2 separate regions of the Mus musculus genome follow, and region 1 is linked to region 2. A link is a loop called in an ENCODE intact Hi-C map of the cell type or tissue named here. Cell type or tissue: heart. All regions are shown on one strand. Each heading gives the region's core, and the rest is flanking DNA. Links, peaks and the distances in the headings are about the cores only.

Region 1 (4,388 bases), core at 99-4,098, 190 kb before region 2:
CTAAACAAACAAACAGCAGCAACAAAATTGGATAGAGATCAAAATCTAGCACGTAAGTCACCCAGTACATGACCTAAATCATGCAAGTCTCAACCATAAGAAATTATGAAGCATGAAAAAATAGGAAAGCACAGACTAGACATGGAGCTCAATTAGTACAGTGTGTATCATTCTTGAATACAGTACAGTTTCTAGCACTGTGCAAACCATAAGTCAGACTAGGAGAGGCTTGCCTGTATTATCAGAACTTGGGAGGTGGAAGCAGGAGGTGGAGTTAATATTTGACTTTATAGAGAGTTTGAGGCCATTCTGGGATACAGAAGACCCTGCCTCAAAAGAAAATATATAAGGCTGGAGAGATGGCTCAGCAGTTAAGAGCACTGACTGTTCTTCCAGAGGCCCTGAGTTCAAATTCCCAGCAGCCACAAGTTGTCTCCCCACCATCTGTAATGGAATTTGAAGCCCTCTTCTGGTGTGTGTGAAAACATCTGCAGTATACTCATATACATAAAATAAATAAGTCTTTTTAAAAAGCAAAAAGAAAATACAATATAAAGAAATAAGGAGGTGGAAAGAAGGAAGGAAAAAGAAGAGGTAGGGAAGGAAGAAGGAGAAGGAATGATCTATACCCAGGACAGAAATAATTGCATAGGCAAGACCTCTGACTAGATGCAATTGCTGGATTTAATGGCCAAAGTTATTCAAATAAAGAAGTATATTCAAAGGCCTGCAAGAAACAATGCTAAAGAATTAAGAAAAAAATGATAACAATGACTCAGCAAATTAAGAAGCCCAATAAAGAGCTGAAAATTATTTTTAAGAGCACATAATATTCTGGAGTTTAAAAGTTCAGAGAGTTATGTGATGTTGTATTCATGTCTTACAGTTGCTATACAGTATACATAGAATGGGGCCATACACTGGATGGTTTTAAATTTTAGAAATTTATTGTCTCACCACTCTATATGCTCTTACAATATGAAGGCCATGGGTTCGTAGGTTGGTGCTCTGTCTTAAGGCCACTAAAAGGGAGATTCCTTCCTTGTCTCTTAGCTAATATGGCTACAGGTAATCCTCACAGTACTTGGTAAGTTCATCACCTCCATCCCACATCCTTTTCCCTCACCCTATGTCTTCAGTCATCTTCCCTCTGTGCTCTAGCCAAACTCCCCTCTTCTTATAAAAGCACTGACCATTAGAGTCCAAAATGACCCAGCATGACTTCCTCTTAATTTGCATCAGAAAGCTTTATTTCCAAACACAATCATGTACTTCAAGGAACCGTGTTTATAGCCCAGCAGAGGCATCATGGATCATCTCAACCTTCTGTCAGTCAGCACAGTGATCAAGAGGAACCTCTCCTGCAGCTGCACCATCTCAGAGGCCATATCTGTGGGAAGACAGCAATACAAAAGCCAGCTTAGCCAGTATGGTGTTAGCACCCTGTGAACCCAGCTCCAACACCAACCAACCAGGAGGCCTAGCTAGCAGGATATTCAGGCCGTGAATTACTCTAGTACTAAAGAGCTTCCTCTTAGATACAGCCAGATATTTAGGAGACATTCACCTAAGTCAGCCACTCTTAGGAAAGGGATCAAGGTCAAAGGACAATGAGACCAAGCCCATGATCTTCTGAAAGTCAACAAGAAGCATAAGACCTTATGTCTTGGGACTCCCAGTGAGGCTTGCTGATCTCCCTTCATTACAGCTGAGATGACAGGGAAATGGTTATCCAAGTTTGACTAAAAACTAATTATAAACTTTGCTTACAGAGCCTACATTAGTCACTTCTCTTATTTCTATAACCAAATAGCTGACTAGAAGCAACTTAGGGAAGAATGAAAATCAATCCTGGCAGAGAAGTCATGGTGGTAAGTTATACTGTATCCACAGTCAGAAAGCAAAGAGAAATGAGTGCTGGTGTTCAACTCCTTTTCTCCTTTTAATTCACTCCAAAACACCAACTCATAGAATGGTAGAACGGAGCTGTTCCTGTTTCAATTAACCAATCTGTAAAAATCCCTCACAGAAATGCCCAATGCGTCATCTCGTAAAAGATTCTGAATCCTGTCAAGTTGGCAATATCAACCATTAAATGGACCATCAGAGCATGTACTAAGATATCAGGGCACAGCAGCGCTGTTCTTTATTCGAAGGTACAGTGAAATCTATAAGGAGATAAAATGACGAATAGAAAGCATTTTTTAAGAAGTGATAGGTTAAAAATCTCTCAACATGTGCTAAATATGATAAACACAATGAAATCCACACATAGTCATAGTCAAAGAACTGAATTCAAAGACAGAAAAATCTTGGAAGAAGCAAGTGATTTTACAAACATACAAACAACATCAATAGTGACAAATATCACATTAAAATGAGAGACAGACACTGGGGAGGATCTATAAACCAAACATGCCATTCCTTATGACAGGAAGCCTTTGCAGGGTCTTAATTTAGTTTGAAATAAATTGTGATGAACAGAGGCTTCTCCCCTTAGGTAGGAGATGAGGGGCAATAAGAGCAGAGGTAGAGAAGCTTCTTGAGAGTCAGGTTATGTGAAGAAAAGAAGATAAATTTATGATGAATTATAGAGGTAGAGCTAACATGGCAATGGACTGGACTGGGTTGGAAAATGAAGAAGAGGAATCGAGGATGATCCTGACCTTTCTTACCTTAAAGATCACTAGGTCTCATTAACCCAACTCAGAAATAATAATGGCTGAGGCACAGAGAGGAGAATTAATCATTAAAAATAATATGTTCTAACTCAGCAGTAAGAGAAAGAGTGTGAACAATGATCTTCCCACTAATCACTAATGTCTGTTGTCTGGATCTTGAGGATCTGGGTTGATGATGATACTTTACCAAATAAATAAATAAATAAATAAATAAGAGGAAAGGGGGAAATGAGTAGTATGTATCAGGGAATAAGATATCAGTGAATATGGAACCAGGGAGTGTTTTGACTCTATGAAGTTTATGAGGTGTTTTAGGCTTCTTAAGCTATTCACTAAGTCTGGTCAACAATAAAAAAGATGGCCAAAACTTGGTCCCCTACCTCCAGGAATCAATACATATATTAGGAAAGAAGAACAATGCACAGGAACTCAGAAAAACTTGCAGGGGACCTTGAATAAAAGATAATAAGGGCAGGGTGATGTATACATGAAATTCAACACATTGGCAGAGCAGAGGCATCTGGTGAGGCTCCATGGAGTGGTGCAGTTTGCAGTCCACCTTCGTAGTTTAGAGGAGCTTGAATTAGGCACAATAAAGTATAGACTCTAAGTATATGGAAAAACATAAAACAAATTTCTCTAGAAATGACTCACACTCTGGAAAGTTGAGAAGACGCATATTATTAAATTTTAGTGCAGGAAAAGAAGACCCTAGAAAAGTAGGTCGAACCAATCTTTGAAAATCATTGAAAGGAATCTGGGGTGATGAGCTTTATCTGGTGGCCTAGAGTGGATGGGGAGACAGAAAAGACATTTAAGCGGAAAAGTGACTTTGCTGGAGATAGGTATTATAGCAACAGTTTTTGAAAAGGGTGATAATGCCTGGCAGAGATGGGGGAGAAGGAAGAAATAGCACAGGGACCAGTTCAAAGATTAGCCTAAGTGAAGGATAAGGGAAGACAGAACAGAATGAAAACAGAGAGATGGATGAGACCATGGTAGTTTAGTGATAGGGTTTGATGAGTGATTGGATGTGGAAAATGAATCTAAGATAACCCTGAGATTGGTCATTAGGGTCAGACAATACCACCATCCCATGAACCAAGATAAGGAAACTGAAAGGAAGGAAAGGGGGTAAGAAACAGGGAATGAGTTGGTGTTTATGTTTATTTGGAAGGTCCAGCAGAAGGACATTAGTTCTGAAGCAGAAGTGATCAGTCAATGGGTGGACATTGTCACCCATGCTCTGGTGACAGATCTAACCTCATAGTAAATATTTGGAACTGGTGTTAAGTAGCTAATTGTGCATAGAAGTTGAGAGAAATCCTTTACATAATTAGCTCATTTCCTCCCTCATAATATCTTCATGACGTAAATATTATTACTGACACTTTACAAAACAAAGAAGTTGAAATTCAAAGAGCTTAAGATCCTCAACACCAGTTGAGTGGCAGAGTGGAGATCTGAGATGTTAGTACCTAAACAATGAAACCAAGAAAGAAAGATGAAATTGGGGAGCTTGTGAGGTAACTGCCATTGACTTTGTTCAAATGTCCATGGAACTTCAGGGCCAAGTGGACCTTCAAGATCTCTGAATCTTGTGACTTCAGCTCACAAGCAGCTCTTACAGAAGCTCAGTGAGAGAAACTGACAATGAACAGAAGTCAAAACACATCAGACAACCAGAGGTGGAACGTGCCTTCTGAC
Region 2 (4,388 bases), core at 290-4,289:
CTACAAACTAGTCTGCTGAATAGTATGCCTCTCTAGCATAACACGTATCAACTCTGTAAAGAGAACTACAGTGGGCTGGGGATGTAGCTCAATGATAAAGCACTTGTCTAGCATGAACAAGGCCCTGGGTTCAATTCCTAACACTACACATGCACCACAGACACAGACTCACACACACACACAGAGAGAGAGAGAAGTAACTCCACCATTTGCTACAGAGATGCTCTGGGCCTTAGCCTGGGTTTGCCTGAATTCACCTAAGTAACCTGACAGTAAAGATGATAACCCAAACTTGAGCCCACTTCCTCCATAGCCCCTTTAAGACTTCAAGGAACTATACAAACTCTTCTCAGCCCTTACCTCTCCTCAGGAGTCTTGCTATGCTCTTCCTGGCACTCTGCAGGAATCTCTGCTGTCCCCTCCTGGGACCGTCCTTTGGCAGGGGACTTACTATCCTCCTCTCTGGGGCAGGGGGCACCATAGGTCCTGGGGCCATATCGAGAGCTGCCATCGTGGTTAAAAGTGAGGCGGGAGCCCCAGAGGCGGTCAGGGCTGGCCAGGATCTCTTTCCGTGGCTGCTCCATCTTGGCCAAAATTTCTTCTACTGTACAGGCTGCAAACCGCTCAGAGGAGGGACGGAAAGGGGCAGGGGCCTTCCTCACACCTCCCAGGGCAGCGCACCGAGCTGGGGGTGTGAGAGGGGGCAAGTCTTCTTTCCCAGCATCCTCCTTCCCAGACTCTTGGGTAACGTCTCCTCCAGCGGTTGCTTCAGCTGAAGGCCTTGGTGCAAACGGGAGGGGACGCTTGCTGACCCCATAGGGCTGAGGTCCTGCCAGCATGTTCATCTTCCGGGCAGAAGGCAGCTCAGCCAGGGGACCCCGAGGAGGGCGAGGCCCAACAGGCACCAGGAGGCTGGGTTTGGCAGGCAGAGCTGGCTTGCTGGGCAAGCCCCGGGGTTTGGGCTTGACAGGGGGCTTGGCTCGTGGGTCACCTTCGGAAGGAAGGATTCATTAGGAACTGTCAGAAGAACCATGAGACATAAATTCTTGTGACTCCTGCTGCACCGAATCTTCCACACTCCAACCTTGGAACCCATCGTTCTAGGTGCAAGTCAGTACCGCCTGTTCCAGGAAGGCTTCCTTGGTTTTTCACATCCCATTATATAGCCTACCTTCTCCAAACTCCTACAACGTGGGCTTTGACCCCTTATCCCTCTAGCATCCTATTTTGCTCCTAACACAGGTTCCTATCGAATGAATGAATGGAGCAGATAAGCATACCCACTTGCCTGGCCTCACCATACTGTCAGCCTGGGAACCCGATGGAGCCCTATTTCTTTACACCACATTTCCATAGTGAAGTTTTGACCCTAGCTGAGCTCCCCTTGTACACCCTGCTGCACCTCTTCCTCTTGCCACCTCAGTCATCCAGTTCATTATCAGGAATGCAAGCTTTCTATTGACCTATGTCAAACAGAAGTAAATCTGCCACAGGAAGGAAGAAGGAAAAAAAAAAAAAAAAAACAAGGGCAGAAATCCACCTTCTATATAAGGCATTGTAATGCCAAATAAAAGACCTTGGGAATTACTCACGGCCACAACCTTCTATAATAGAATCTTGTATCACCCACTCATTCAGCTAAGCATTTAAAAAGTCTAGACAGGGAGAAAGAAGGGCACTCCATTCTCCTTCTGTGCCTCAGTGTCTCCTCCTCCAAGGCTCCCTGGAGTTGTCTCAAAGGCTCTGCTTCCATACCGGCTGGGGCTCTACCTCACTCCCACCAGATGCCAAGGCCCGTGAGCACTCATTTCAGACTCACTGCCTCTCACCTCCACTGTCACTCCAGCTACCTGCCGGGACGGAAGAGGGGTGCAGCCTCCACCCCACCCCCGGCCCTCCTCCCAGCCAACGGCCCCACCCTGCACCCAGCACCCATTGGTACCTGGCTCGGAGCCAACAGGCGCCAGCTCCTCCTCCATATCCTGGGGCAGTGGGGAAGCCATGGCTGTGCCTTCCCTGAGAGTGGATCCTTTCATCACATAGGGCACACCCTGCCTGAGAAATAGGAAGCAGTGTGAGCCGGCCGAAGTGACTGAAGACCCAGGGAAGGGAGAGGTGGAGAAGGGAAAGCTGAGAAAGGCAACAGGCTTAGCCAAGGAAGTCTATTTCTAACCCAGGCAGTGTGGGACAGGAAGAGCGAACTCCAGGGGGAGGCCGGGAAGGTTCCCACAGCCACATCCTCAACTCTTGACACGACTCTCCAACCCTTGGCTCTGAACCTCAGTGATCCAGCACAGGAGGGAGCCACCTCCACCCACACCACCCCCAGGATCCGTCCTGTGATACCCTACTTACAGCTCCTGAGGCAACCCTCTCGGGTCAGGGAGCCCCACTAGAGGTGTCCACTCTGAGCGGAGCAAGAAGGCCAGAAACTCTCAAGTCTCTGGAATCACCTCATGGGACGGGAAAAACCCGCTCCTCCCCAACCTGGGGCTCCGCCCCACAGCCGGCCCCCCTCTTCCCATTCTCCTCCCTCCCTCCACGGCTGGGAGTGGCTCCCTACCCCCCCCCCATTCTCCTTTCACATCCCTGCCCCCCTCCAGCACTCAAGAGCTGTCTCATCCAAACACAGGGACATAAGAAATAAAAAGTAAGCATCTGGAATACATTTTTTTCCCTTTAATTTCTCAATCGTTTTGGCTTCAGCTTGGAATTTGATGAGGTAAAGCCAGGGCCTAGTCCTGTTACCATAGCAATGGCCTCCCACTGGATTTCCAGGGCCTAGCCAAGGGGAAGGAGGAGCCGGCCCAGGATGGGCAGGGAGGACAGACTGGGCTTGATTGCTTGTGGGGTGGGGGGTGTAACTGAGAGGAAAACTCCCTGGGGTTGCCCCTTCCAGGACAGTCAGGGAGGGACCTGCAAAAGCCTGTGACATAGGAATGGGTGTGCACCCTAAAGGAGTTTTGAGGGGTCAGAAGAAACTAAACCAGATGATAGCCACATGGTAGTAGCCTGTGCCAGGAGCCTCTGGAGCTGATATTGTAAGATCTAACAACTAAATGGGTCTGTCACTTCAGAGCTGTGCGACTAGTCTAAGGCATACTGCTTAAAAAAAAAAAAAAGTATTAAATGAGTTTCAAGTCAAACAATGCATGCAAAATACCAAGCCTGGAAGTGGTAAGTAACAGTTGGCCATTATTAATGTGACTCCATTCAGTGTCTCCCATGAGCTAACTAGCATCCTTGGTAACCACCTCTACCTACCTCTCCCCCTACCGTAGGCTGCGTCTCTAGACCATTCCTTCATGTCCCCCCCACCTCAAATTCTTCAGGCCTTCCACCCCCTCAGTTCCCACCCTGGCTGCTGAAGCACCCTCCCACTCTCAAGCCCCCCCTCCGGCTCTGGTGGTGACTAGTGAACACTGCTCCTCTGGTTCAAGAGCAAGGGAGACATGCCAAACACATGGAATGCACAGAGCCCTGGAGGGCAACCCAACCCTCTCCAACCTCAAGGCTCCCCTCCCACTCCAGCTGCTCTGAGAAGACAGTTCTCAATTCTAAGAGACCTGTGGTGCCCAGCCTTTGCAAAAGATGTCCCCATCCGCTTGACCCTGTCCCAGCTTATTTAAAGAGGGTACAGACAGTAACTCCGTCAATGTCAAAAGGCTGATCAGCCAACTACCAGGGGCTGTTTTCCTTGTATGTGGGTGAATAACGCTTGAAGGCGGAGAGATGACAGAAAAATTAAATTAAATTAAAAATATATACAAGATTGCTTGCTTGTCCTTGAACATTATTACAAGGGATATGGTGAAGGTGGTTAGAAATGGAGAAAAACTAGTCCAAAACAGAAAAACCCTCTCACCTGCGGTTGAGATAGGGGCTTGATGGACACCTCTGAGGTTAGAAAGAGCTGCAGAGATGAAAACAGGCTCCGAGTCCCCAACAGGGGAGGCGGTTACAGTACACAGGCCCCAGCCAGGAGCCCCAGGTAACCAAGGCCATGTCCATAAGCTGCAGAATCGCAGTACCTCAAGAACTCCCCACTCTTAGTGGTCTAGGGAAATCAGGCAGCCCTGGGAGTAGAGGCTGCCCCCAAAGAATGGAAAGGAGCTATGTAGCCCCAGCCCTGGACAGACACTCAGAAGGGCCTGAGGGCAAGCAGGGTCGTCCCTAAAGGTCTACCACTGGATGTTCAGCTAGTGCGATCAGGAGGGCTAAGTGTTGGAAGAGGGGGGCCAACAGGAAGATGGAACAGCCCAGGGCAAGGGGCTGTTTGGAGGGCCTCCGTGGGGAGCTTACGGACACCGAGCGGCTAGCCGAAGAGGAGGAGCAGACGAGGGTGGAGAAGGAGGGGGCGGCAGCAGCGGAAGACTGAGCGAGATGCC

Evidence for each region. A loop is a pair of places that touch in the nucleus more often than their neighbours do. Peaks named below come from ENCODE experiments on the same cell type or tissue, not always from the same donor. Only the 100,000 strongest peaks of a DNase experiment are listed, where the experiment ranks them.
Region 1: a loop joins it to region 2, with 3 times the contacts of the local background. A loop is called at or near these places in 1 of 42 quality-filtered maps.

The regions. Positions count from the first base shown.
Region 1 is chr2:85,240,519-85,244,906 of GRCm38, reverse strand. It overlaps Gm13715 (a long non-coding RNA gene), which reads right to left. Exons shown (of 5, transcript XR_374759.2): 5 at 1,229-1,390. Among named protein-coding and RNA genes, the nearest start is that of Gm13715, 34 kb to the right of the region's middle. In heart, for the core only: no CTCF peak of the experiment used is centred there; no DNase peak of the experiment used is centred there.
Region 2 is chr2:85,048,528-85,052,915 of GRCm38, reverse strand. Tnks1bp1 (tankyrase 1 binding protein 1) reads right to left here and starts at 2,456. Exons shown (of 12, transcript NM_001081260.2): 1 at 2,356-2,456; 2 at 1,943-2,055; 3 at 361-991. The coding sequence starts at 2,036. In heart, for the core only: a CTCF peak has its summit at 2,314; DNase peaks (open chromatin) are centred at 1,975, 2,455, 2,795, 3,425 and 1 weaker place; H3K4me3 peaks cover 2,655 bases; H3K27ac peaks cover 2,935 bases.